Regions from separate parts of the Homo sapiens genome. Here all the other regions are linked to region 2. The links are chromatin loops, found by intact Hi-C in ENCODE. Cell type or tissue: heart right ventricle. All regions are shown on one strand.

Evidence for each region. Hi-C counts contacts between places; a loop is a spot of excess contacts. Peaks named below come from ENCODE experiments on the same cell type or tissue, not always from the same donor. Only the 100,000 strongest peaks of a DNase experiment are listed, where the experiment ranks them.
Region 1: a loop joins it to region 2, with 3 times the contacts of the local background. A loop is called at or near these places in 7 of 110 quality-filtered maps.
Region 3: a loop joins it to region 2, with 4 times the contacts of the local background. A loop is called at or near these places in 9 of 110 quality-filtered maps.
Region 4: a loop joins it to region 2, with 4 times the contacts of the local background. A loop is called at or near these places in 16 of 110 quality-filtered maps.
Region 5: it touches region 2 in a loop (2.2-fold over the local background); 21 of 110 quality-filtered maps call a loop at or near these places.
Region 6: it touches region 2 in a loop (6-fold over the local background); 43 of 110 quality-filtered maps call a loop at or near these places.
Region 7: a loop joins it to region 2, with 4 times the contacts of the local background. A loop is called at or near these places in 40 of 110 quality-filtered maps.

Annotation. Positions count from the first base shown.
Region 1 is chr3:194,927,471-194,931,470 of GRCh38, reverse strand. No RefSeq gene overlaps it. Among named protein-coding and RNA genes, the nearest start is that of LINC01972, 160 kb to the right of the region's middle. In heart right ventricle, a CTCF peak has its summit at 2,014; DNase peaks (open chromatin) are centred at 268, 520 and 2,040; H3K27ac peaks cover 3,406 bases.
Region 2 is chr3:194,685,478-194,689,477 of GRCh38, reverse strand. FAM43A (family with sequence similarity 43 member A) reads right to left here and starts at 3,595. Exons shown (of 1, transcript NM_153690.5): 1 at 441-3,595. The coding sequence starts at 2,651. The coding sequence ends at 1,380. LOC124909474 reads left to right here and starts at 2,569. Exons shown (of 3, transcript XM_047449428.1): 1 at 2,569-3,618. The coding sequence starts at 3,225. RefSeq lists silencers at 1,446-1,745, 2,576-2,765 and enhancers at 1,745-2,248, 2,249-2,754, 3,506-3,865. In heart right ventricle, CTCF peaks have their summits at 1,579 and 3,540; DNase peaks (open chromatin) are centred at 1,048, 1,547, 2,477, 3,627 and 1 weaker place; H3K4me3 peaks cover 4,000 bases; H3K27ac peaks cover 4,000 bases.
Region 3 is chr3:195,153,762-195,157,761 of GRCh38, reverse strand. It overlaps XXYLT1 (xyloside xylosyltransferase 1), which reads left to right. Exons shown (of 4, transcript NM_152531.5): 3 at 1,181-1,313. Among named protein-coding and RNA genes, the nearest start is that of XXYLT1-AS2, 7.9 kb to the right of the region's middle. RefSeq lists enhancers at 2,341-2,480, 3,918-4,000. In heart right ventricle, no CTCF peak of the experiment used is centred here; a DNase peak (open chromatin) is centred at 2,441; H3K27ac peaks cover 3,478 bases.
Region 4 is chr3:194,783,461-194,787,460 of GRCh38, reverse strand. The region is part of intron 3 of LOC105374292 (a long non-coding RNA gene); the gene reads right to left. Among named protein-coding and RNA genes, the nearest start is that of LINC01972, 17 kb to the right of the region's middle. RefSeq lists an enhancer at 3,629-4,000. In heart right ventricle, CTCF peaks have their summits at 1,882 and 2,091; a DNase peak (open chromatin) is centred at 1,840; H3K27ac peaks cover 1,645 bases.
Region 5 is chr3:194,737,034-194,741,033 of GRCh38, reverse strand. The region is part of intron 1 of LINC01968 (long intergenic non-protein coding RNA 1968); the gene reads right to left. All of the region lies in intron 2 of LOC105374292 (a long non-coding RNA gene), which reads right to left. Among named protein-coding and RNA genes, the nearest start is that of LINC01972, 30 kb to the left of the region's middle. RefSeq lists an enhancer at 3,552-3,731. In heart right ventricle, no CTCF peak of the experiment used is centred here; a DNase peak (open chromatin) is centred at 2,403; H3K27ac peaks cover 1,181 bases.
Region 6 is chr3:194,952,728-194,956,727 of GRCh38, reverse strand. No RefSeq gene overlaps it. Among named protein-coding and RNA genes, the nearest start is that of XXYLT1-AS1, 140 kb to the left of the region's middle. In heart right ventricle, a CTCF peak has its summit at 2,398 (motif pointing right); DNase peaks (open chromatin) are centred at 2,440 and 3,686; H3K27ac peaks cover 1,337 bases.
Region 7 is chr3:194,869,954-194,873,953 of GRCh38, reverse strand. No RefSeq gene overlaps it. Among named protein-coding and RNA genes, the nearest start is that of LINC01972, 100 kb to the right of the region's middle. In heart right ventricle, a CTCF peak has its summit at 2,333; a DNase peak (open chromatin) is centred at 2,243; H3K27ac peaks cover 2,699 bases.

The sequences.
Region 1 (4,000 bases), 240 kb before region 2:
ACATTTGGGCATATTCAGAGACGGGCTTGTAAAAGGTTAAAGTGAGTTTTTTAGAAGTTATCAATTTGCTTTTCTCCCTTTGGACATTCTCCAAATGACACTCTTTTTGGAAAAAAATTTAAATAGTCTGAAACTCCATGAAATACACTTTAAAGCTGTAGTGGGCAGTAAAAATGTGGCATCTGTTTAACTGATTGCAATTTCTACTGGAAGGATCTGTGAGCAGCATTTTTAAAAGCTTTTTCTTTGCCTTTGGTTTCTCTTTGTGTCCCATTTGAGTAATTTCCTCTGACATCCTTCTGTCCCTGGGCCTAGAAGCCTGGTAAATAAGCTGGCCCCAGAGAGATCCAGGAGCCAGCAATATCCTGGAAACCTTAGGCCACGAGGTTAAGCACAAAACCGCTCTCTTTCCAGGAAGGAATGATTGAATCAGAGTAACGACCTTGGCTTTCAATTAGTCCTTGTCCAGCTTTTCCCACTGTTTTCCTCTCTGCTGCCTGCCCACCATGCCCCAAGCTGTGGAGGAGCTGGACCTGCTCCAGCTCTCCTGACCCTGGGACGCTGCACAAGTGTATCCTGTCATTGGTGTGTGCCTCAAGACTTCATGGGCCTACAAAGCTGAGCTGAGTCAAGCTTCCTCCCCAACTCCGAGAAGAATGCCTGTCAGGAAGCTCAAATATTTAGAGAATGTGAAATACAGGATTTTAATGGAAGCATTTTTCACCTCCTCTAGAAAGAGGCTATAGAGTTAGTGGTTGGTCTGTCTGCAAATTATTCTTACTCACCCTAGTGTGCCTTCCTGATTTCAACACAACAAGCTCTTGGTGCTTTTGTCTACCACAAAGAGATTTTGGCTGCAGTGATTCTCTCCACAGGTGCAGTCCAGTGGCTGTTGAAATGCAGGCACGGCTGTTAGTAAAGGGACCTGCCTCTGGATGTTCTTCTGCAATTATGGTGCCAGCCATGCTACAGGAAGACGTCAGGCAGGATGTCGAAACGTATTTCTAGATACTGTGCCTGGACTTGAGACCATGATGTTAGCAGCAGGACAGGAGAAACTCTAGTGTCTCTTTTGCTACTTGGCTCCAACACAAGTGGATAAAGTTTTCAATAATATTTTACTTTAAATTGCCATCCTTTCCATGGGAAGTGCCAAACCCTCTCCAGTCAATGCAATAGAGATGTTGCCAAAAGTAAAATTACACAATTTTTGCTTTGTCTGGTATGGTCTGTTGGATGAGTTCTCTTCTTTGCTGAAATAGATACATATTTATACATATCATAATGAAGATGCTTGAGGCTGGGCGCACTGGCTCACACATGTATTTCCAGCACTTTGAAAGGCTGAGATGAGAGGATCACTTGAGCCCAGGAGTTCAAGACCAGCTTGGGCAACACAGTGAGGCCCTGTCTCTACAAAAAAAAAAAAAAAAAAAAAAATTATCTGGGTGTGGTGGCACACGGTCATAGTCCCAGCTACTCCTCAGGCTGAGATGGGAGGATTGTTTGGGCCTGGGACATGAAGACCTGGGTGACAGAGTGAGACTCTGTCTCAAAAGAAAAAAAAATGCTCAAATTAAACATTAAAATAATGAAGTTGAGAGCATAATTCACATCTCTGGGCTACTGAGCTCCAACTACTTCACTGCTTTGGAATTTAAAAAAAAATCCTTGTGTAGCAGTATTGGCTTTTCCAGATGAAATTGGGCTGTACAAACATACTTTGAGATTGTGTGATTTCACTTAAAATGTGTGTCCTGGCTCAGAGACTTCATACAAAATCCAGTAGGTTCAGAGAAACATAATCCTTACTCTTGGATCACTTTAGAAAAAAAGAGTTCAGCCTTATGTGAAGCCAGAACAAAAATTTTTTTAGAGCCAAAGCCTTCCGTGTGGTGTTTGAGCCCGACTATTACTTCGTTGAGTGGGAATAATGGCGGCGGAAGGGAGAAGCCACGTGACTAAAGCAAAGTTCACGGTGTGACCGCTAGGGGATGGATCCGAAAAGTTCACGGCGTGACCGCTAGGGGATGGATCCGAAAAGTTCACGGTGTGACCGCTAGGGGATGGATCTGAGTCACACGGCACCAAAGTATCTTCGCAGCAGCGACTCTGTACTGGCCTGCAGCAACCTCAATTCTTGCCTCCCTGGAAGAAAAAATTTGACTAAGGGACATAAGACAGAATGAGAGACCAAGGCAAGTTTTAGAGCAGAAGTGAAAGTGCATTCAAAAGCTTTGGGGCAGGAATGAAAGGAAGTACAGTACACTTGGAAGAGGTCCAGGAGGGTGACTTGAGAGATCAAGTGCACAGTTTGACCTTTGACTCGGGGTTTTATATGTTGGCACACTTCCGGGTGGTCGCAACCCATCTCCCCTGATGCTTCCCTTGGGGTGGGCTGCCCACAAACATAGTGGCTTGCCAGCACTTGGGAAGGCCGCATGCGCAGTGTTTACTGAGGTCGTGCGCATGCTCACTCGAGGCGTTTTTCCCTTCCCAGTCCAGCATTCCTAGAGGAAGGTCATATACCAGTTAAACTCTGCCATTGTTCCTCTTAGTGCGCATGCTTGAGCTCAGTTACCAAGCCCCTGCGATCTCACTGGGAAGCTGCTGATCGCCAGTTTCAGATGTTTCTATCGATTGGAAGACTGCCTTTCCCTAGTGCTGGCTGCGACCAATTATTATTAATATTTTAAAGAGACAGTTAACAATCACCTGATGGTCGCCTGACATTCCTGGTCGGGGGTGGGGGGCCCTTTCCTGCCCTGCTCATGTCTGACTACCTACAGTAACAAAGGTCCTTTGAGACTCATCCCCCTGCCTCATTCCCTGACTCCCCATCAGCACTTGCTGCTGCCTCTCCACTTGGGAGGAAGAAGGAGTGTGGAGAGACTGAGTAGGCAGGGACAAGTGGGCAGTGAGAATTTGAACATATCTCCTTCAGTGTGGGGTGTATGATTTGCAGATGAGGAATAGACCGATAACATTTCTTTGACTTTGAAAATGCCTTTGACCCCTTGCAACACAAAACTTGCTTTACTAGCTTGGAAGACACATATGACTACATCTGTTTGTAATGTTCAGACTAATCACTTTAACCACCCCCACAGCCAAACTCACAGGAAGTTGGTCCCTCTTGAGATATTCCACCTTGTTTATCTGAGAATTCTTGTGCTCTCTCAGTCTGAAGGGACTTGTTGTGGGCTGAAGAAGGGAAGAACCAAGGCTCCCCCTCAGTCTTTCTCATTAACTGATTGGGTTGGGGAATCTACACTTAGGGAGGTCTAAGTTCCTTTTGTTCTCTGACTCCACATCCAAATGCTGCTAGTGGCCCATGGGGAGCTTTGGAGGAGGGTCTACTTGGACTTCTTTCCTGCCAGATCGTCCCAGACTCAATCATCTCAGCCCATCAGAGATCTTCTAATAGTGGGAATCTTCAAAAGGAAGGAGTCAGTGTTGCTTGTGAACTCTTCTCTCAGGAGGCTTCTTGACCTCTGCAAGTTCACCAGTCTCTTCCCAGAAGAGGGCAGTGAGATGGAGGAGGGACATGCTTATACTTGGTTTGGAAAATCTTCATGCTTGTGAATGAATGTAGGTTTAACCTTTTCCCACTCCCAAGGAGAATTCTGTCCACAGTAGGACGGTCTCACAAGACACAGGAGAGCTATGATGTTTCGTTGTGTTATGCGATAGAGAGTTTGAGGCTGTGGCAAGTGCTAGAAAGGCGTAAAATTTAATCCTAAGAAGTTTACCTTGACTTCAGCTATCTGCTCCAAGTAGAGGAGATACCTGGTAGCAGTGACATTAGTTTCAGAGTCCGCTCGCCTAGGCATGTGTGACTAACTGACAGTATATAGAACCTAGTCTGTGACCAGTTTTCTTTTCCCCAAAATTTTATTTAAAAAATTTCAATCCTACAGAAAAATATCAAGAACAGCTCTATAATAGGCACTTATGATCTGCATACTTTTCTGTAAGTATGTGATACTTCAATAAAAAT
Region 2 (4,000 bases):
TTTGGGTTTCTAGTTCATCTTTAAAGCTCCCTGAGCTGTTTGTAAAGGAAAAGATAAGGTAGTCTCCTTACGCTTGATTATTAGCATGGCCCACAGAAGGAGGTAGTAAAATCTCAGCAGATCTGGAAGTCACTCCTCCATAAATAACCTCACAGGTCTGGGAGTGCGATATGGAACTCACCGTGGCCTCTCCAAAAGACCAGAAAAAGATCACACAACTTAATTACTGAAAAATACAGGATAATACAAGAAAAGGCTGGTCCCAGACACAGCACCCAGAGTTGTGGAGGTCCAGGAAGGCCCCAGATGGCGCATAAAGTGGACCTTCCTTCCCTAATTCTCTCCAAGCACAGGAAAGGCCAAAGACTGTCTTATGACACCATCCCAGGGTCAGACACAGCCTCTCCCACCCCAACGCAGCAGTTCCAGACGCTCACCTGTTCTGTTAAATTTTCCTCTTTATTCTCTCCCCACTGGCGTGCAAACAGAACCAGAACAGTGCTACTTTTAAAAAATAACAAAATGTTTTATACACATTTCTGTATATACAACTGAACAACATTTTACATGTTTCTTTTGCACAGCAAAAGATATAAACATTCAGCTCTGAGAACACAGTTATGTACAGAAAAAAGTCAAAAATACTTCACAACAGTGCAAAAATATTTTACACAGTATCATGGAGTGAGATCTTTTGAGCAAGAGGAAGGGTGTGTGTGTTTCTAAAGGAAAACTCCTTTTTAAGATATTGGATGTCTTTAACTGTAAACAAAACGCGACTCTCTTTCATCTCCCCCCACCCCCCAAACAGTTATTTGAAGAATTTGGCAACATTTCAGGGGTCTGAGTCTGAGGTAAACAGCCAGAATTCTTGCACCAAAAAGAACCAAGGGCTAAAGGGTTGCATTAAAGCCTCAAACACCTTGAGAGCAAATTTTTTTTTTTTTTTAATGAGATGTCAGTGACAGCGCAGGGCCGCTCCCAGGGGGTGGGAGGAGGAAGTGAACCCCTCCTCCTCAGGCCCCAGCTGCCCCACAAACAGGAAACTGGCCAGGCACCTACGGCCTGAGACTAGGAACTTCAGCCAACCTTCCCTCACCCGCATCCCAGAGGGGTGCCTCTCTCTCCCTCCTGGCGGGGTTTTCCCCTCTCAAATCTCCCCGCATCCCCACGCGCAACAGAGCCAAAAGTGCTGGGGCGGGAGCGGGGGCCGGGAGGTAGGGGAAAGCGGTCGGGGGAACGCTGGACCTGGGCTCCAAGTGTAGGTCTGGGCCCCAAATGCCCCATTTCCCCCTTCCTGGGGGCGGGCAAGGGACAGGGAGGTTGTCGGGACCACGGATGGGTAGCCACGGTGGAGCGCCGGCGACGCGCGGAGGAGCTCAGCCCGAGTGGGGCTCGTCTGCACTGGCGCCGTCGGCCTGGCGGGACGAGTCCCCGGCGGTGGCGGAGGTGGCGTCAGGGCCCCCGCCCTCGATGGAGCTCTCGCTGCCCGTGCTGTCGCCTGACAGCAGGCGCGTCACCCGCAAGTCGGCCTGCAGGGTGCGCACGTCGTTGCCGAAGCTGAGCTCGCCCAGGTCGCTAATAAGTTGCGACAGCTCAGCCTTCATGTCGGAGGCGCTGCCCAGCAGCAGAGGCGGCGGCCCGGCCCCCGGGCCCAGGGAGCCCCCGCCGCCTCCTAGCGCCTCCCCACGGCCATTCTCCAGAGTATCCAACAAGTCCCCGCACTCAAAGTGCATGGCGACCACTAGCGCACGCTGCGCCTCGGCCTCCTCCTCTGCTGGATCTCCCTCTGCCGCACGGTTCTCCTCCTCCTCCGGGCAGCCCTCGGGTTGCTCCTCTTCCTCTTCCTCCTGCAGCTCCTGCTCCAGCTGTTCGCCGAGCAGGTCCTCGGTGATGGAGCCAAGCTTGGGCGCGCTGCGGCTGCGCTCCACCGGCGGTTTATAGCAGCAGGGTCCGTGTAGGAGCAGCTTGCGCAGCGGCACTAGCGGGATGGTGTGTGCGCCCACCAGCTCCTGCTGCTGGTGACGCGCGTCGTCCCGCCGCTTGAGGCGTTTAAATTCCGCCAGCGCGTTGGCCGACGTCTGGTAGAGCAGCAGGGCCATGGCCTGCGCCTTTTCGGGCTTGGACACCAGCACGGCGTGGCAGCGCAGCATCACGGCCTTGTGCTTCAGCTCGTGCCGGTACACCCAGGCGAAGACCTTGGGCAGCCGCGCGTCGGCCACGCAGTAGGTGACGCGGTGCAGCAGGTAGAGGTGGCCCGGGCGGCGCAGCGCGCGCTCCTCGGCGTGCACCATGCGGATACCCTGCGCACTCACCGTCAGCTTCATCTTGGTGCCCTGACGGCCCGCCTCGCTCTTGCTCCAGATCTTGCCCACAGCAAGGTCGGTGCAGCCGTCGCCGCGCGCCTGGATGGTGGTGGCATTGCCCAGGTAGAGCACGGTGTAAGTTGGGTCCTCGCTAGTGATGTGCAGCTTCTTGCGCTTGGAGCGGAACATGCTGCCCACCCGGCTAAGCGCGCCTTCGGGGCACGCCCGCGCCAGCGAGCTGAGCGCCGAGTAGTGCAGGCTCACAGCGTAGCCCTTGGGCTTGGACGCCTGCCGCGGCGGCGCCTCGGCCAGCAGCTCGAACTTGTGCTTCTTCCACGGCAGCATCTCCGGAGGGCGCCCCGGCGCAGCTGGGCGGCGGCGGCGGCGGAGCGCCGGGTGCGAGGCCCGCTGAGCCACCGGCCCCTGCCAGGCTCGGCCCGGGCAAGATCGAAGAATAAAACTACTGGGAGCGGCCCTGTGGTAGGGAGTTGGGGGGAGGGGAGCAGAGAGAGTGCTTAGGAACCCCGCAGGAGGTGCGGGTAAATTCTCTAAAAAAGAAAATATTCAGCTTCGAGTGTGCAAAAAAGGTTGGTGCGGGGGAGACACGCGCGCACACAGAATTACCCCAGCCTGGGCAAGGGCGAGAGCAAAGAGTCTCAGGCAAGCAACAAAATGCAAGGGAGAAAGAACGAGCGTAGAGTGGAAAATGTCAGGAAAAAAGCTAGAAGCGCGCGTGCAAATAAAGAGAGCCCCAGCAACAGCACCCGGGATGGTGCAAGAATATGCAGGAACTCCTCGGCGAACGTGAGGTGGGTCCCCTAACACACACAACCCTCAGGACTGGGGCCAAAACCCGCGGAAACTCTACAGCGAGTGTGCCTAGGGGCCGGTGCTCCCCACCTCCGAGGGGTGCTGGAGATGGAAAGCCCCCCGTTTGGGCTGGTCTCAAGTCAGCAGCTCGCCCAAAGTGCGGTCGGATGCTGGGTCCGGCTGGCCGCGGCGGGCCCCGCGCAGCAGTCCCGCGGGGACTCACTGCATCTTCGCTCCGCCGGACGCCGGGGACTCGCGCTCGGCCCGCTCAGTGTCCGGGCTGGCCTGGCCGAGACGGCGCTGGGCTCCGAGAACAGGGGACGGGCATGGCCGGGTCCGGGAACCGCCGCTACCTCATTTCTTCCCTCCGAGGCGGTGTCCAGCTCCGCTCCCGGGCTCTCCACGGTCTGCTGCCCGCCTTTGCAGTGCGCCCTCTCCGGTGCTGCGAGCGGCGTCCGGCTCGCCTGCCTCACATCCTTGCCGTCCGGGAGGAAGATCTCGGGTAAATATAGGCCGGCGCGAACCATTCGCCGCGCGGGGACAGGGGAGGAGCAGAGAAGAGGATCTGTTTTGGGCTCCGACTCCGGGCGGATTCCTGGTTTCTTAAAGGGACCGCGTGACAGCCATTGGTCGAGGGAGCGGGGAGACCGGTCCAATCCTCCAATTACATCCCAAATTTACCAGCATCTCTTTTGTCTATGGAAATCACTGGGACCTGGGGTTACCCCGCAGCAAAAAGATTTGAATCCTGACACTCCACCCCCCAGGCTGAATTGCCACTCACTGAATACATGTATGTCTAGATCGAAACTTCTGAGGGAGGTGGCAGAAGATGAGATTACAGATTATAATTTCCTGTACAAAAAGTTTGGGAAAATAGTGGT
Region 3 (4,000 bases), 470 kb before region 2:
CATGCGCCCCCTCTTTGGACCTCCCACAGCTGCTCTTCCATTTCAGGCTTCAGCACTGGCCCCTCCCTCTGTTTTTTGCCACCCGCATGTCTCTCTTGAGGGCAGGGTCCTGGTCAGCTTGGTGCCTGGCACAACACCTAGGATCCTGGTCAGGCTGGGCTGGGTGAAGGATAGGGGAATGACCTTCGCCAGTGCCTCCCTCCTGTGCTTCTAGCCCGGAGTCACCTGGAGGTGATGGAAGCAGCTCTTAGGTGCCAGGTGATTGTGACATTGAAGAATCTGGGCTCATCCTGTCTTTTAGGCAGTGGATTAAAAACACTGTGGTATCTGAGATCATTCAGCCGTTTCGCTCTGGTCAGCATCTTCACTTGACACACATCTGGGTTTGCAGAACGCACTGATAAAGGCCTGAGACCATAATGTTTTTTACTTCTCTCTTGTGTGGGTTATTTATCACCTGTGCTCCAAAGAGGAAACACCTGGATGCTTTGAGGGTTTTTTTTTTTTTTTTTTTTTTTTGAGATGGCGCCTTGCTCTGTTGCCCAGGCTGGAGTGCAGTGGCGCGATCTCAGCTCACTGCAACCTCTGCCTCCTGGGTTCAAGCAATTCTCCTGCCTCAGCCTACTGACTAGCTGGAATTACAGGCACCTGCCACCACGCCCAGCTAATTTTTGTATTTTTAGTAGAGACAGGGTTTCACAATGTTGGTCAGGCTGGTCTCAAACTCCTGACCTCGTGATCTACCCGCCTCGGCCTCCCAAAATGCTGGGATTACAGATGTGAGCCACTGTGCCCGGCCCGCTTTGAGTTTTATGTAGGGAAGCAGGGTGTCCACATAAGGTATCATCCAAATGAGATACTTTTGAGAGTGAAATGGTGCACGGTTAACAGTTACATCAGGACAGCAGGCCGACACTGGAGCGTGTGGTCGCCTAGTTTTAAGCAAAATGGATGTCTGCAGTTGGAAGAAAAGACACGGGTAGTCGTTTGTGAAGACTAATAGTGTGGAGGGGTTGCTGGTAGATGAAAGGCCTTTTGTTCCAGCGGTAACTGTGCATCATTCACTGACAACAGTAAGAGTCCAGTGCCCTTTTCTCTGCCCTCCACTTCATTTTCTGTCCGTGGCCGAGCCTCCCAGGAGGTGTACCTGTGTCTCATTGTCCTTTTCTCTTTCCCGCAGAGATCCTGCAGATCATTCAGCTGGACCTAGACCTGAAGTTTAAGACCAACATCCGGGAGTTGTTTGAGGAATTTGACAGTTTCCTGCCAGGCGCCATCATCGGCATAGCCCGGGAGATGCAGCCAGTTTACAGGTGCGTCATGACTGCAGGGGGGCCGCCTCCACGACCCCTCCCCACCCTTCACCCTCTCTCTTCTGCCAGCCGTGACAGATTGGGATTTAGTGGCGTCCGATCCTTCTGCACTTAGTATCTTGGGAACACATTGGTACTTATTGCTTACAGTTGATTGTATGGGCAGGTGGGTCTATCCCAAGCCGTAGGTGCTACCTCATTATTTTGTTGGAGTTTGTGGCCTTTTTCTTCTGAAAAGCCCAGTTGTTCTGGTTGTTGGATCTGGTTAAGCTCAGAATTTTAAAATCTTGGGCTTTGCCTTACGGAGGAAGATTTAACTTCCCTTCTACTGACCAGCTGGGCTTTCTTGGCCTGTGAGTCACCAGTGACCCCCATTCTCTATTAGCAGAGTGGGTGGATTGGTGGTCTTGTAGGGAGGGAAGACGTCAGAACACAGACTGGCATCAGTAGTCAGCACGAAGAAGCGCATTCCGCATGATGCTGCATTTGATTGTCAAGCCTGTGTCATGGAGAAACTCCAGGACTGAGAACCATTCTGGAATATTCACTGTAGCGTTATTTGTAGTAGCCAAAACTGAAAACGACTCAAATTTGCTACTTAGCAGAATGGATAAATAAAACGCATTCATTCAGTTGAGTGCTATACAGCAACAGCAAAAAAGGGAACGGCTCCATGCGACGAGAGCGAAACCAAACTGGAACCTTTAGGGATGCACATGTGCAGGTGCGGAGAATGGGAAAGGAGAAGGGGGGTGATGCTTCCCAAAGCCGGCGTGGCAGGCGGTGGGGGGCGTGGGGGTGGGTTGGCTCTGGAGAGCTGCAAGGTCTCAGTTCCCCACTTAGCTTAGCTTCATGTTTGCATGCACTTTTTTGTGTGTTCTTGTTCTACATCTTGTAATTAAAAAAAAAAAAAAGGAAAGGAACAGCTGAAGCGGGTTTTGATTACAATAAACCAGGCCTGTGGCCCTGGGCCTGGAGAGTTTCATGTTGCTGGCTGTTTCTCCAGCGGGTAGAGCGATAGCACACCCAGAGCAGAGCTGCCGAGTTTGTTCGGAAAGGGCTGGGATTTTGCTGTCCCGCAGGCATGCCCCGCTCTTTGTTCTCAGTGCACACCGTGATGCTGGCTCCCTGCCGACCTTCCTGGAGGGAGGCCCAGTCGTTGGAGAGCTGCAGAGTACAGGCAACTAGTGAGTCAAGAGCCTGTGTTTCCCCTCAGAAAGAGGGGGTGAAGAGGCAGCTTCAGCTCGGTTGTGGCTATTTGCATGACCCAGATCACATAACAGGAAATTCCTGCAAGGCCCCTAAATGAGCTGATAACTCCTTGGGCCGTGTGGACTTTTCTCCCTTATATAATCCTCTCACGTGTGGCCCCAGAGTCACTGGGTAGGCCTCTTCCTCTGAGGTCAGGGGTTGGCGACTTGAGAGGGTTTGGGCAGACACCTGCCATCTTAACTGTAGAAGACTCCCCACCTTCTTCCCTCCCCTTCATACCAGGAAGATCTGCTGGGGTCCTTGGTCCAACAGAGGGAGGTGATAGTGGTCGCAGCAGTGAATCCATATGGGTCCGTAGCACCCTCACTTCCTGCCTCTTCAGAAGAAAGAATTTGAGGGGCCTCAGGCAGAGTGAGAGACCAAGGCAAGTTTTAGAGCAGGAGAGAAAGTTTATTAAAAAGCTTTAGACCGGAATGAAAGGAAATAAAGTACACTTGGGAGAGGGCCAGTGGGTGACTTGGAGATCAAACGTGCTGTGTGACTTTTGACTTGGGGTTTTGTACATTGGCGTGGTTCTGGGGTTTGCGTTACTCCTCCCCCGGTTCTTCCCTGAGGGTGGCCTGCAAGCCCTTGGGAGGGAGCGCAGTGTGTTTACCGAGGTTGTGCACGCGCTCCCTGGAGAACTCAAATGAAGTAACAGTGGAAGTTTCTGTTGCGAGAGAGACCCTCATTAAAGAGCATTTCCCCTCCCTCCCTCTCTCCCTCCCTTAATCTTCATTCCTCTTTGTGTTTTCTTTACCAGATGGTTTGTTTCTGTGATTTATTTCCTGGTTTCTTCCCTTACCAGTCCAGCCTTCCTAGAGGAGGGTTTTGCCTCCTAGTGCACATGCCTCCTAGTGCCACCGTTTTGCCTCCTAGTGCACATGCTTGAGCCCACGTGCCCAACTCCTGAAATCTTACCAGGAAGCTGCTGGTCGTCAGTTCCAGGTTCTTTCTATCTACTGGGACCCTCCCTTTCCCTGGCGCTGGCTGCATCCAATTATCATTTTAGAGAGACGGTTGACAACTGCCTGACCATCAGCTGATGGTCGCCTGACATTCCTGGTGGTGGTGGAGCCCTCTCCTGCCCTGCTCATGTCTGACTAGCTACCTACTGTAACAATACAGGGAGCCTCAGAGTCCCAAGCCCTAGATACTAGTCCCAGCTCTGCCACCTTGGGGCCTTTGTTCCCCCACCTGAGAAGGAGAAGAGCTGAGCTCTAAGTCCCCGCTCCCCGGCTCTGGCATTGGGGGTTACAGCCCTTCGGACCCTCATTGTCCTCCCTCCGTCTGGAAGTTGCCTGTCTGCTGGTGAGCTCTTCAGGGATCGGGGAGAACTGACGTCATGGGGTGTTTAAACTGGGCTAAGTATTAAATGCAGTTACAGCGCCAATGCCTTCAAGGCCTGCTTTGGAATCTTCTCATGTGATATAAAT
Region 4 (4,000 bases), 98 kb before region 2:
TTCCTAATTTTGGTTATCTCAATTCATTCTTGAGAAGAAAACATTCAGAATGAATTAATCCTCAGGAAGAGCAGAGAGACTGCTAGCCTCTTGTCTCCCTGGGGCTTTGCAGAGAGGAGGTGCTTTCAACCTGAAGCGCCTCCAATTTTGGAATCGGGGCCATGGGACTGTGCAACCTGGAGCTGTGACTAGGGCAGCATCTCTGTGCCACTCCTCCCCACCCTCACCCCATCCCCACCTCCCATCTTAACATCCTGTGAGACCCCCAAGCCATAACCCAGAGGTCAATCATCATCACCCCTCCCTCTCCATTCCCACAGGTCCAATCCAGGACCAGTTCTGGCAGGGTACACCTGTCAGACTCTTCCAGAAGCTGCAGCCCTGCCCTAGGACCACCATGCCTCCCTAGGATTGCCCCACAACCTTCCCAAGGCCACCTCATACTGTTTACACCTCACAAGCACCTACTCCCTCTGCCCTCTTGCTTGCAGTACTGGTCACTCTCTGACCCTGCCCAGGCCCCCAGGCCCCCACCCTCTCTACTGCCGCCCCTCTGCCTGGCCTTTCACCTTGGAATTAATTCAACCGCAATCTCCTCCACTAGACTGCAGCCTTCATAAGAGCAGGAGACACAGCTGTCTTATTACCATTATATCCCCAGGGCCTAGCACAGCATCTGGCATATAGAAAGGGCTTAATAAACATTTGTTGGGTAGACAAATGAATGACTGAGTAACTGAATGAATGAGTTAGTAGTATTATGGCACAGTCTTTTAACATCTTGTACTTTTTGCCCCCTGCTTCTTTTTTTTTTTTTTTTTTTTGAGATGGAGTTTTGCTCTGTTGCCAGGCTGGAGTGCAATGGTGCCATCTCGGTTCACTGCAACCTCCGTCTCCCGGGTTCAAGCGATTCTCCTGCCTCAGCCTCCTGAGTAGCTGGGACTACAGTCATGCGCTACCATGTCTAGCTAATTTTTGTATTTTTAGTAGAGATGGGGTTTCACCATGTTGGCCAGGCTGGTCTCGATCTCTTGACCTTGTGATCCGCCCACGTCGGCCTCCCAAAGTGTTAGGATTACAGGCGTGAGCCATGGCGCCTGGCCTTGCCCCCTGCTTCTTTAACCCCAGTGAGCTTCTCCAGGGCCTTCAAGGATCGAGGCAGGGGCTGGCTGTGTGGCTTGGCCTGCTCTCCACCATGGGCCAGGTTCAGCCAACTGTCACTCCATCAGTTTCCCTATCTAACCCTTAGAATGCCCCATCAGCCTTCTACTCTCTTCCTTCCCTCTGCTCTCTGGTGAGGAGAAACAGTTTAATACATCCCCCTTCCTTGAATACAACTCTCCCCGCCCGACCCCTTCCTCAACACTGAGCCTCACCTCACACCCACATCTGCATGGCCCTGCCCAAATTTCCTGGGGCCACACTGGATTCTATTTATCTTCCTTCCTCGGGTCTGACCCTCATTGAGGCAGCTATGAGCTGTAATCTAAGGGATTAAGCATGTGGCTGAGAACTTTGGTAGCCAATGCCCTTGATCTATGTCTCCCTAATGGGCTGCTTCCCCAGAATGGCAGGTAATAAAAGTGCTTTTCATTGTTGTTCTCCAACACTTGGTATTTTCTCAGTTCTCTGCTACAGAGTCCAACTGCAATTGATTAAAACTTTAGACACACATAACAAGGTAATGTTCATGTTTATAGGAAGACTAAAGTGCTGAGATCAATATTGTTGTGCTAGGACCTAATCTCTGGACCTGCGTGTCCAGCCCATGGCTCTGTGGGACAGTCAGCACCCTGGTCACAGGCCCTCCTGAAGACACGCACCTCACAAATCTGAGTCTTGGGCTAAGGCCAGGATTATGTGTCCTATTTTCTGACAAAGACATAGGCGTGGTCACAGGCAGCAGAGCTTTGCAACCCTTAAACAACACAAAAAAACTTCTGCAATTTTCCTCCAAAGGAAAGGGAAACGATAAGAACACAAACAGTTGCTTCTCAAAACAGCCCTTAGTTATCTCAGTGAATTGGAAGTCATTGGTGTCAACATCATCAAAAAGCAGGCACTGAGTGCTCTTGGCAAATACTGCCCCCAAAAGACTCTCTCTAGGGGAATTTATGGAGCAAAGAAGGAACACCAATGTGTTAGGTTTTGCATACTTTTGACTTGTTCTAATTTTTACAATAAGAAGCGTGTTTTGTTTCTATAATTAAAAACAAATCATTTCCCTCTAAATGCTTTCCCCTTGAGGCATAGAATCAATGAACTGCAGGATCTCAAGGAGCCATAGAGCCCTCGGAGATCATCTAGCCCAACTCTCTCTTTGACAGAGGAGGAACCTGGGCTCACAAAAAAAAAAAAAAAAAAAAGGGACTCGTCCAAGATCACACAGCTCAAGGTCACACACCAGACAGAGGACTTTGGAATCCATTTTCCAGACACATTCATTTATGAAACTAATTGTTCCACAGCTAGTCCAATTGGAGCATGGGCTGCTACAGAAAGTGTGGCCTAAAATTTCCCCAAGAAAAAAGAAAGAAGCAATTACTGGTGTGCTAAAAAACTGAGTCTGACCATCCTGAACAGCGGCTTGTAAAAGCTCAATAACTGAGTGGGAAAATGCTGAGCCTCCTGGGATGAAAAAGCAATCTCTGCCTATGTGTCTACCGGTATTCCTATATTCCATCATCTGTGTATTGGGAGAGAGAAAAAAAGCATTTGAGTAAAAGAAACGGTATCACATGAACGAGGGTGGGGAAGGGTGGGAAGGGTGGGGGGTGGGCAGGTCAGGCAATTCTATGGCTTCTCCTTTCTCCAGCTCCAGGGAGAAAAGTCCAAGTTGCAAGAAGACAAGAGAGTGTGAAAGGAGACAGGCCCCCGGAGGCCCCTTGGAAACTGTGGAAGGAAGACACATGGCAACTCAAAGGGCTGGAGCATGATCTTCCCCTACAAGCCAGAGTAAATGAGGGAGACGAGGGAGTCCCTCTGGGGAGGTAAAGCACACACGTAATCACTCATGAGAAAGGCTGCATGAGCTCCATGAAGCCTGGACAACATCCCACTAATTTTTCCTATTGTTTGCTGGTGTCTAATGCTGGCTCCCCAAAAATCACCAAAGCAACCTGTTGATAAGAAACAACTGTATTTATTCTTACCTCAGCAAGGGAGAGTGCTACTTCCACTGAGTCTTAGGGGTGTCCAGGAAGGAGTCAGACAAAGTCAAGGAATGTATTGTATCGGGATTTTGAAGTCTGCTTGAAGGTGAGTCTTTAAATTGGGTGAGTTCCGGGTTAGCTTATCTGGGATTTTCTTGGGTTCCCCTTCCTGGTCCAAGATGGCACCCACGGCTGCAGGTGACATTCCCTCATACAAACGCACTCAGATATAGGAAAAAGCAAGTATTTGGTATTTTTTTTTATGAATGAAGGAAACATTCCCAGATGTCCTCCCAGGCTCCCCTTTCCATCTCATTGGCTAGGGTGAAGTCATATTCCCACGCCTCAGCCAATCACTCCAAAAAGAAAGGAATTCGCATAATTGGCCTAAACTCCTGAGGTAGATTCCAACTCTGATTCCATTTCTAAATTTCCAAGGTTCTTTCCAGTTCGAGAATCCTAAGTTTTGTAAGTAGCCACTCCTTTTTCAAAAAGCTGCTTTTCTGACTTATTTATAGCCCAGTTTTCCTATCCCACTCCCTGCCTTTGAGGCTGCAGTTTGCCCCTGGTGACACGTTTACCATGTGAACACTGCGAACACAGTCCCGATGAGCTGGGTACAGGCCCAGACAGTAAGGGCAGGCAGCTAATTGCAGTTTTACCCTCTCCCTCAGCTTCCCTACAAAAAAGAAATAAAAGGATGTTGGGAAGCAAAGTCTGAGCTGAGAAAATGTTGACTGCAGAGAGTATACTGTTTTGGATTCTCTATGAACCCCAGATCAGCATATACTTGATGGGCTGATCTCTCCAATCTGTCTAGGACTTCTGCAATAACCCGAAATAACCAG
Region 5 (4,000 bases), 52 kb before region 2:
GTGCAGGTCCCTTAAGTACCTGAAGTCACAGCCACTTAACTCCAGCTGGACACATCCAAGCTGGGCTCACCAGTGTCTCATTGACTGGTGATCATGCGTCAGCCCTGTCAGGCCACCAGCCTGCCTAAAAGTCAACTCTCAACATGGCGTTCCTTTGCCAAGGAACCACTTGTGGGCAACATGGATGTCCACCCCTGGGCGTGGACAGGATGTAGTGGGTGTACTTCAGTGGTACTACACAGCCCTTAGAAGTCATTGCCTGTACGCACACTTGGTAGTATGAATGAATCTTAAAATCCTAGTGCCAAATAAAAAAGCCAGCAGCAGAATAACATATACGAAATCCCAAATCATTTACATACATTAAAGCAAAATGCATCCTAAGAACTAGGCAGCAATATCACTTATATAAGAACATGCACAAACACAAAGAAGGATGGCAAATGTATTAGAAGCAAGCCATCCCGCTATGGATGGGGAAATGAGAATACATAAGCAAATCAAGAGAGGGAATGTGTAGGGACCAATGATGGTAATATGTCATGAACTGCAGGATCTGATTAACTTAATCCTCTAATTTTCTTCACCAGAAGTCAAAAAAAGCAGAGGGACGTGGGGAGGACACATACATCTCTGACCTTGTTTACTGGTTTGTTTGTTTTTTTGGAGACCGAGTCTCACTCTGTCGCCAGGCTGGAGTGCAGCGGCATGATCTGGGCTCACTGCAACCTCCGACTCCCTGGTTCAAGCTATTCTCCTGCCTCAGCCTCCCAAGTAGCTGGCATTACAGGCACGTGCCACCACGCCCAGCTAATTTTTTTTTTTGTATTTTTAGTGGAGACAGGGTTTCATCATGTTGGCCAGGATGGTCTCTATCTCCTGACCTCGTGATCCACCCACCTCTGCCTCCCAAAGTGCTGGGATTATAGACATGAGCCACCGTGCCTGGCTGGTTTATTTGTTTATAGAGACAGGGCTTGTCCTGTCATCCAGGATGGAGTGCTGTGGTGTAATCATAGTTCACTGTAACCTTGAATGCCTGGGCTCATGGGCTCAAGCCATCCTTCTGCCTCAGCCTCCCGAGTAACTGAGACTATAGGTGTATGCCACGGCACCAGGCTAATTTTTAAAAAAATTTTTTTAGAGATGGGGTCTTGCTTTGTTGCACAGGCTGGTCTCAAACTCCATCTTTAAGTGATTCTCTTGCCTCAGCCTCCCAAAGTGCTGGGATTGCAGGTGTGAGCCACGGTGCTCTGCCTGGCCTAGGTTTACATTTCCAACCTCAGCTCCCACTTCCTTGAGCCTCAAGCCAAACAGGATGACCTGTGACTCACACAACACTCCCGATTCTTCGCCTTTGATTATGCTGCCCTTCTATGGCCAAGTCTGCCCCACACTTCCAGGGCCAGCTCCGGTGCTGCCCCCTCCACAGGCTTCCTCCTGTCTTCCTGAACCACCTGCTACTTTCTCTGCCCCACACTGCAGGCACTGGTCAGCATGTTTCGCAGCATGTCCTTATTTGTAGGCAGAAGTGACCCCAGTGGAGCCTCTAGGGTGGGGCTGCTCTGTTCAGGGAGGCTGTACACAGGGGCTTTTTGTGTCTTTGGCCATCTGCGCTCCAGATCGCAAGGTATGTCTTCTAAGCACACCCTTCAAAGCACTTCCTCTGAAAGGAGCACTTTCTCTACACAGAGATGCAGTACTTTCCCAGGAGAGCCCATCCCGAAGAAGAGGCCCACAGACAGATGCTTGGTGAATGGACAACTAGCAAGAGGACATCCACAAGCCCTTCTATAGTTAAGCCCTAGGCTCTCTTCCCATGCCCAAGACATCTCTCTGGCATCCCCTTTCCTCCCTTCCTGCAAGACCCAAGACTCAGCCGGGCTGCCTCTTCCCTTGCAAACTACTTCCACCCTGAGCCTCCTCTAAAATGGAACCTGACTGTGGAAGCCATTCTCTTGTTATTTGGACAACCACTCCCCACAGTCCCCCTCAACAATAGGTACTTAATCGGAAGCCACCTAGAGTCCTACAAACATAAAGATCTGGGAATTGGAAACCTTAGGAAGTGGTGAAAGCTCCGTTCCCTGTCTTCAGTGTGTAGATAGTCAGTAACAAACATTTCTGAGCACCTGTTATATGCTAGGCACTGATTTTGACCCTGGAGACATGATGGCGAGTAAAGGAACGTGAGCCCTCCCCTCATGGGGCTGGCTGATAATCTACTTCCCAGGGTGCAACTCTCACCCACTCTCCAAAGACAAGAATGTGAATTTTGCCAAATTCAATTTTCATTCCCCTGGGGCCTGTGCAGTGCTGGCAACAGAGGGGAGCCACTGGCTGGAGACCAGCTGCCTCCCAGGGCCCTGCCAGGGCTGGCACAGAGGGCTGGTGTTTCTATTCCCAGGGCCTGGCTCCCAACCAGGATGGCATCTGCTCAGCATTTGGAGCCCAGCATACTCTAATTGTCCTGTGGCCTCGTGGCACTTTCAGCCTATCAACTGAGTTTTTCTTAAAAAGCAACTCCTGTGTTTATTGGTTTTCTGGCCCAGATTTAGGTCACTAGAATTTTCCTTAAGGATGGAAAAACTCAGAGAACCAGATCTGGATGACTCTCTCATGCCGGGATGTGAGTGGGAGGGACTGGTGACATACTAAGAGAAGCTGGCTTAATGCCCACACCTACCACTCACTGCCTCACTACTTTTCTGAATGGCACTGGTCCTTCCTGAGCCCTTGGACAAGAAGCTAGGGGCCCTCACCCCAGTGAGGTGGCATTGCTTTGCTGTGTGGGCATAACTGAATCCCTTCCCTCTCTGAGCTGACATCCTCTCAAGTGATTCCTAAACAGATGAAATCATGGATACAAAGGGACTTGTTAAGCTCTGTAAAAACATAAGGTCCTGTTGGGACTTTGTGTACTTCCCTCTCAATTTTGCTGTCAACCTATAGCTGCTTCTAAAAAGATAAAGTCTATTAAAATAACAAATTTTTAAAAAGTAAGGCCCTACGGCAAACCCTGGGAAAAGGGGCTCTAGGTTCTTATAAAAGCTTCACTTATTTCTATGCAGCCTTGCAAAGTATGGGAATTTCTCTGAGCCTCAGTTTCCCTGTTCTACTAATAAAATAATGGGTTTGTAAATACTGGGTTAATTGTAGAGTACTGCTCCTTTGTGAAGTCTTGTTATTATCTGCTACCTACTAAAAGAGACTGTTCTGAAGGTCAGCCAGCAAGTTCCAAGTTGGTGGAAATTTTGAAGCTCTTAAAGAACACTGGAAAGCCCTAGAGAAGGTATAAGTAAATGTTTCACAGGCACCTTAAATTCAGCATGTTCAAAACTGAGCAGCAGGAGGAGGAAGACAAGAAGGAGGAGAAAACAGAGGAGGAAGAGAAGAAGAAGACAGGAGGAGGAGAAGACAGAGCAGGAGGAGAAGGAAAGTGAGCAGAAAAAGCAGAACCAGAAGCAAAGGCCACAGAAGAGAGGAAGATGAAGGAAGAGGAAGAGGAGGAAGAAAAAAAGAAGGAAGGCGTAGCAACAGCAGCAGCCGCTGAGGCAGAGGCAGAAAAGAAGAAGTGGGCATGGAAGCAGCAGAAGCAGCAGGAAAGGCAGAAGGAGAAGTGGCAGAAACATGCAAAGCAGAAGTAGATGCTCAGAAAGCAGAAGCTGCACACACAGACACACACAGATGCAGAGGAAGAGCGAGAAACTGAGAAAGGAAGAGGAAGAGAAGTAGATGTTGTAACCCTGGAAGGAGAAACAAGAACAGCAAGAGAAGAAGCAGAAGGAGCAAAAATAGAAGCAGGAGCTGAAGAAGAAGAGCGGGGGGAGAAAAGGAAGGGGAGAAAGAAGAGGAGGGAAGAGAAAGGCAGGGTGGGGAGGGAAGAGGGAGACATAGTCACAGTGGAGGAAGGAGAAGCTGCGGCAGAAGGAGAAGCAGCAAAAGCAAAAGTCAGAGCAGAGAAATGGAAACAAGCCAAAGTAGCAGCAGCAGAACGAAG
Region 6 (4,000 bases), 270 kb before region 2:
CCTCCACTACTTTCTGTTCCTTCGTCAACGTTGACTCTTGCCTTGGACAGACCGAGCTGCTGACTGGCCCCTTCTCTCCACTCTCTGGCTAGAAGATGACTGAAGCCCCTCCGGGGATCTGCAAAACCTGCCAGACAGAGGGCCTGGAGTTAAGGTCAGCACACCCGAGGAAGGCTTGTGGTCTTGGTCAACCAGATGCAGGCTTAATCGGCTGTGAGAGGAGCCAGCTGGAGCACCTGGGGCCCAGGAGAGGAATGGTGGCTGTGGTAAAGGGAGCAGCTTGCTGTCTTCCATCCACACCTGGCCTATCAGGAGGGTCAGGTGAGGCTCTCCGCATCACCCGGTAGTAGGGACAATAACATGCCGGGTTGTTTCCAGGTGATGACAGGCAGAAGACTGGGACATCTGAGGAAAGCTGAGGATCCTTGGGGGTTGGAGTGAGGGAGAAGTGGCAGAAGAGGCCTGGAAGGACATCCTGGGAAGAGCAAGCTGCTCTGTGCTCCGAAGCCCTGTTCATCTGAGCTGGGACGGGCAGGCGGAGGTACAAAATGCAGAACACAAGGCGTGATGAAGTACCTTACTTTCCCCAGGGTTGCCGACGACATCTATGCTCCTTTGGGAGGTGGCGAGCGATCTGTTCCGAGAGGTGCTCGAGCAGAAGACAGAGCCTTTTGTCAAGGACGTGGCAGAAGAGATTTGAACATAGATTCAAACATTCTTAGGTAGTGATTGGACCAAGCGCCCTCGACTGCCTCTTTTTAGCTTAAGATTCTCTGATTTTATGTTAAAACAGACTTCATGAAAATGGGGAGGACTCTTGAAAGTGAGACCCTCTAATTCCCTCCCTGTGTCTGGGGGCGTGACTGTGTTTAAGACTTCCTCTTCCCACCAAACAGCTCTTTTCCTCTCCCCTTACTCCCTCCTTCAGTCCCCCCTGTCAAGGCCGGATGAGCCTAGAAGCCAGTGCGGCCCAGGACTCACTTTTGCCCGTTCCAAAGCCCTTGTCAGCTGGAGCAAGGCAATGGTGCAGCCTCTGGGCAAGCGTCTCAAACTTGGGGGCACAAACTCCGTGTTCAGCCTATTTCACTGCAGCAAACAATGGTTCTTCCGGCACCACACACCTTTGAAACTCCCCTTGTTTTGAGATATTCCCATATTCAATTTCCTTTATCTCAAAAACTGAAAACAGCAAAGTTTATTCATTGCCCATCCCAACATTTTTAATTTCAATACAATTTTTTTCTAAGAGATGGGGGTCTCACTATGTTGCCTAGGCTGGCCTCGAACCCCTGGGCTCAAGTGATCCTCCTACCTCAGCCTCCAGAGTATCTGGGACTACAGGCACATGCTACTGCACCTGGCTTTTAAATTTTCTACCTAGTTTTTTTCCTTATTAATTTCAGTTGGAACATTCAGCACCAGTCCCTGTTCTGCCTTACAATGCCCTGCAAATTAGCACACATCTCTTTTATTGATTCAGTAATTGGCATTTCCCAATAAAGTGGAGGCTTGTATGGAAAGATGGAGTCAAGATTCTTTTCTTTTGGAGACGGAGTCTCACTCTGTTGCCCAGGCTGGAGTGCAATGGCACGACCTCAGCTCACTGGAACCTCCGCCTCCTGGGTTCAAGCAATTCTCCTGCCTCAGCCTCCCGAGTAGCTGGGATTACAGGCGTGTGCCACCACGCCCAGCTAGTTTTTTTGTATTTTTAGTAGAGATGGGGTTTCACCATGTTAGCCAGGATGGTCTCGATCTCCTGACCTCGTGATCCACCCGCTTCGGCCTCCCAAAGTGACAGGATTACAGGCGTGAGCCACCTCGCCCGGCCGATGGAGTCAAGATTCTTAAGCCCCAAGAAAGCAATAAAAATAGGTGGTGGGTAGGGCAACAAAGGAGACCCAGTCCCAGGATTCTGTAAAATGAATCAGTTCCATCCGAGCTTCGGAAGTCAGTTATTTGTTGTTGTTGTTGTTTGTTTTTTGTTTTTGTTTTGTTTTTGTTTTTTTTTGAGACGGAGTCTCACTCTGTCGCCCAGGCTGGAGTGCGGTGGCGCGATCTCGGCTCACTGCAACCTCCGCCTCCCGGGTTCATGCCATTTTCCTGCCTCAGCTTCCCGAGTAGCTGGGACTACAGGTGCCCATCCCGACGCCTGGCTAATTTTTTGTATTTTTAGTAGAGACGGGGTTTCACTGTGTTAGCCACGATGGTCTCGATCTCCTGACCTCGTGATCCGCCCGCCTCGGCCTCCCAAAGTGCTGGGATTACAGGCATGAGCCCCCTTGCCCGGTCCTGAAGTAGGTTTAACGCAGTATCTGAGAGGGAGATGGGCACAGTTGGGGGAAGCATCTGCAACCCAGACCTTTTTTATTAGCAACAAACTGCCACCAGGGGCCCCAAGAATGTCATTGTTAAAATAACGAGGTCTGTAGAAAAAGGCCTGGGAGTGGCTGGTGGAAGTCAGAGCTGATAACTAATGGGGCGAGGCCTCAGAGAGAGGGAGTATGCACCAGCCCTGAGCAGAGCCCCAGAACCATTCCTGGGGCAGGGGGCGGATATAATCAGGAGAGTTGGGGCTTTGTATTTGACTCTAGAACCAGGGCTGAAAACCGTGGGCTTTGGCTACTTTGACCCATGGTGCTTCCCCAGCCATGCTGACCACTCTGCTACCACCTTATTTTAGGACGTTACCCTTTCTCCTCTAGACTGACAACACCCTCTGTGATGGTTAATACGACTCCAAGTTCTTCAGCTTTGGGACGCGGACTGGCTGTCTTTGCTCCTCAGCTTGCAGATGGCCTATGGTGGGACCCTGTGATCGTGTGAGTTAATACTTAATAAACTCTCCTTTATATATCTATCTATCCTATTAGTTCTGTCCCTCAAAAGAACCCTGACTAATACACCCTTCTAACTGGGCTCCTTGCCTCAGACTTCTTTGCAACCCTCCAACTCCCCAGTCACTATCCACACTGATCTGGTCTGAGCATTCCCAGACATCTATTCTTCCAATGTGTCCCATCTTCTTCCAGAAAACTCAGGAAATGTTCTTTCAATGAATGAATGAACAAATGAACAAACAAACAAAGAAGGTGGCAAGACCATCAAAGCACATAAAAGTGAGGGACTTGGGCCTCAGGCTTTAGGGAGCCACGAGGTCCTGTAAAGCCCTTAAGGACAAGGTCATAGCTCTTCGAAGCGTGGGCTGGAGGAAGAGGAGGCAGGACAGTGCTCCTGGGTGCCTGTCCCTTCCCATGGGATGAGAGGCAGAGTGCAGCCTCCGGCCTCTGGCACATCTGGTGTGAGATTCACAAGCTTCTTCCCTTGTGCAGCTCTCTGGGCTGTTCTGAGAATCATTTGGGACATTGTGTGTGATAGTGTCGTGAAAATCCAAGTCAAACAATCTTTGAGAGAGAGGAGAGAGAGAGAAAGAAAGAGAGAGAGAGGCTGAAGAGACTCCACCTGACACTCCACTTACACACACACTCACCTGGAGGCTGCACACTCCCACCAACCCCTGTGTGGCTTCTGTACGAGCAGGAAGCGTTTCTCAATCACACACATGAGAGCTGGGGTCATCTGGGGTTGCTGATAACAAAGCAGACAGGATCTGCTTCCCTTCAGCAAATACCACAGGCCAACTTGCATAGAGCCCTCCTCTTTAGAGGGTCTGGGGTGGGGCTCAGCATCTGGATGGTGGCTGAATCCAGGCTGGGATGTTTTGCCAGGAGAGGCCGAGCAAGTGCCAGAGAAAGGGAAAGGCTGGGCCGTCTCACGCAGCTAGGGCTTTCTGGGTCTTCCCCCAAAGCTCACTGAGGTCTGCTGGATAACACGCTTATTCCAGTGTCTACAGGTGACAGGATCCAGGCCAAGAGCCCCCAGAGCCAAGATAGAAGAGCCAAGGGCTTCTTGGACAGCTTTTCCCTATGTTTGCAGCGAACCTATTTCCATGTCATTATCGTATTATGTAAGCATAATAGCTTGTTCATCAAGATTTCCAAGG
Region 7 (4,000 bases), 180 kb before region 2:
CTCATCTCACTGCAACCTCCGCCTTCCAAGTTCAAGCAATTCACCTGCCTCAGGCTCCAGAGTAGCTGGGATTACAGATGCCCACCACCACACCTGGCTAATTTTTATATTTTTAGTAGAGATGGGGTTTCTCCATGTTGGCCAGGCTGGTCTCGACCTCCTGACCTCAAGTGATCCCCTGCCTCAGCCTCCCAAAGAGCTCGGATTACAGGCGTGAGCCACCACGCCCAGCCCCAGATGTGATTTTTTTTTTTTCTTGAGATAGGGTCTCACTCTGTTGCCCGGGCTACAGTGAAATGATGCAATCACAGCTCATGGCAGCCTCGACCTCCTGGGCTCAAGCAATCCTTTCACCTCAGCCTCCCGAGTAGCTGGGATCGAAAGCGCCACCACCACGCCCAGATAATTTTTTGTATTTTTAGTAGAGACAGGGTTTCACCATGTTGGCCAGGCTGGTCTTGAACTCCTGACCTCAAGTGACCCACCTGCCTTGGCCTCCCGATGTGTAGGGATTTCAGGCACGAGCTACCGCACCAGGCCAAATTTTCTTTTTAAATATCTGATTTTCATTTACCTTGCCCACTGTCCAAAAAATGACCTTCTTGATTCTCTTCTACTCTTCTTGCTTCTCCCTCCCCCACTCCCCACCAGCTGATTACACCACCCCAGTGTGTCCTTCTGCTGCCCCCTCCCTCAAAGATCCAATATTTGGCGGAGGCTAGTCTCTTGCATAGGCACGGAAATATAATTAAAAGTATGCTGAGGCCACCAGTGATTATCGAGATGACCTTAGACAGGCAGTGAACTTCTCAGTACTGGAGTTTCATCGTCTGGAAACTGCATGATAATAGTACCCATCTCTCGGGGGTGTAAGGAGTAAATGGGACAATAGAGTAAGAAGATAGTTCTGGCACCTAGTAAATGTTCGATAGAATGCTAACTGAGCTGTGGTTGCTGAGATTTTTTGGACTCCAAATATCTCCTGACCAGTTCATCAGCAAAGCCCATTAGAGATTCTGTCCTTGGATTTACTGAGGAATTACTCCTTGTTAAATTAAATACACTAACAGCCCTTTTTAGTTTGGTTTATTCATGTTTACCAGAAAACTAATCATACAGGAATGTGGCAAGAGCCCAGAGGGATTCTCTTTTTGTGTCTGTGGAATGGGAACCTCACCGGGCTGTTTCAGGGATCAAATTACACGTGGCCTGTGATTGTCAGAGGTAAAAGACAGAGCAGATTTAAGGGTTGCTGCTGCTTCCCTACTGGAAGGTGAGTGCCTGCCCTCTCTTCTCTCTCAGCTTCCCCTTCCCTCTTCCCACAGGACTCCAGCAGAAGAGGCAGGGAGCCTGGTATCAGAGTCCATGGCACGGGTGCGCGGGGCCAGGATTATTGGGGAGAACATTCTGGGGTACCTCTTCTTTCTCTGCCCGAGTCATCACCAAGGACAGTCAGGCATGGCTTGAGAAAGTAGAGCCCACTCTGGGCCCCACACCCTCTCCATCTTGCTCCATCCTTCCTTTCCCTTGTTCACAGCTTGCTCCCGCTGTCTCCCGTTTCTGTCTGTCAAGCTCAGAGTGGTGATGCAGAGCACAGGGCCTGGACAATGAGAGCCCTGTGTCCTCGCTCTCTGCCGCTCCCTCCTTCCCTGCCTGCCTTCCTCCCTCCTACACACAGTCATCCCACGTAATGGACACCCACTCCCTGCCAGGTGCCAGATGGGTGCCAGTGACATGCTGATGTCCTGGACAGATGTGATTCCACCCCCACACAGTTCAATCACCCGATATGAGCTGTGTGACCTTGGGTGAGTCCGTGGCTCTCTGTGTCTGCTTCCTTCTTTCCAGGCCTTTCTCTGACACTGAGGCCTTCTCTGGTCTGTGATTTGTGGTTAAGCCAACGCCTAAATGCCACAGAGGCGAGGCTGCAATTCTAGCTGCAGCCCAAGGACAATCAGATTCAATGCCTGTTCCTCCCACGTGACTGTAAAACACCACTTCCCCAAGCCTAATTTATTCATTTTCTATTTTAAAAACCATAACCAAAATCAAGCCCCAAATATTTGCCTAATGGCCATGTCATTGACTGGCCAAAGCATTGAGCTGCCCACCAGTCAGCAGCGGAACCGGCTCCTCCCTCACTGTGGAAACCAGCCCCACAGCAAAGTCTGACCTGCCCAGGCCCTGCCGGCCCCGCCCGGGACTAGAACAGTGAGTGGGGTGGCCCAGGGTTTCTCCCCGGGGCAGTGTCCTCAGCAGGAGCCCGGCGCTAAGCTGTCTGTCTTAGCAGAGTGAGACTGCCTTCTGCAGACGGCGTGCTCACACAGGCAGCCTCCCTGGCAGCATCCTGGCTGGCCTCCTGTGAGTCAGAACAACTGTGATCACTCCAGGAGGCCCATCTGGAACGGCTTAGGTGCTGGGAGGGGTCTTCTGGGCTGGTCTTGAACCTGTGTTTGCATAGCAAACACACTGCTTTCATTTATATTGTATGTTATAAATCAATACAAATAGCAATCTTCCATAAAATGCAGGTATTCATACTTTACACAAGAATGTGAGAACAGAGTGTCCCCATGGAAGATGATTACGCTGACACTGTGTTGGGTGCCTTGGGGTGGAGATTTGGGCAGTAATTCTAAAGGTCTCCCTCCTGAATGAGCCATCAGAAGCAGCCCCTGGGAGGGACCCTGTGTGGCACCACTCTGAGCTTTAGTTTCTTTATCTGGAAAACTGCAATCAAAGTCCCTGTTTGCACACAACTTTTTAGAATCAAATCAAACAAGCGAACAGGTATAAAGCTTTTCATGAGGTGTGAAGTTCTCATACACGAGGAGAGTGTCTTTGTTGTTTTTATTGCAATCTGGTTACCCAAAGGGAACCAACACGGTAAAGCAGGTTTGCCACAAATTCCTCTTGGAAGCTTCTTCCAGTTTCTCCCATTCCCCACCCTCTCCTGCGGAGTCTGAGGATGGTACCTGGCAGCCTGTGTGAGTTGACTCAGCAGCACACGCCCGCTCAGTTCATGACCTCAGATGTCCCTCAGAATCTGCTGCGCTAAATCCAGTTTGTTCCAACTCCTCTTTGGACAAGAATGTGAGTTTGCACTTGTGCCATGAATTAGGTGATAAAAGGGGGCTGGGCAGGACTGAGTCTTAGTATAGCTCTGGGCTATGATTCTGGCCACAGAGTTCAAGCTTCATTGTTCCCAGGAACCTAGGGGCTCAGGACTTCAGAAATCCTCAGCAATGGCTGCAGTGTCTGCAGTGACAGCCAGTGCACGTCCCTCGCCTGCAGCAACATGAAACACACACAGGCCTCGGCCTCCTCAGTCCTGTTCCTGATGCCCGGCTTACCTACCTGAGACCCGGTCCAGGAGTGTCTAAGGACACCCAGTGCTTCTGGGCTGGGCTGGGGCCTAGAGCGACTCCAGTCACCCCTTTCATTTTATAGGTGGAAACCAGATGCCCAGAATGAGAAGGGACTCACCTGGGTCACGGATGAGTTTGTGGTTGTGAGAATATTAACTGCCAGGCTCAGCTGGGTTAAATGGTGTCCTCGGAATTACCCGGTACCTGTGAATGTAGCCTTATTTGGACATAGGGTCTTTGCAGATGTCATTAACAAGTCAAGGTCGTACTGGATTACTGTAGGCTCTGAATTTAATGACTGGTGTCCTTGTAAGAAGGCCACGTGAAGACAGACACACTGAAGGTAGAAGGCTGTGTGACAACAGAGGCAAAGACTGCAGTGATGCAGCCGCAAGCCAAGGAATGCAGGGAACCAACGATCACCAGCAGCAGTGAGAGGCAAGGGAGGGTTCCTCCTTAGAGCCTTCCCAGGGAGCAGGGCCCGGCCACAACTCCAGACTTCTGGCCTCTAGAAGTGTGAGAGAAGGAATTTCTCTTGTTTTAAGCCACGCAGTTTGTGTACTTTGTTACGAGAACCCTGGGAACCGAATACACAGGCCAAGGCCCTCTCTGCTGTTTCCTGGAGCAGCAGT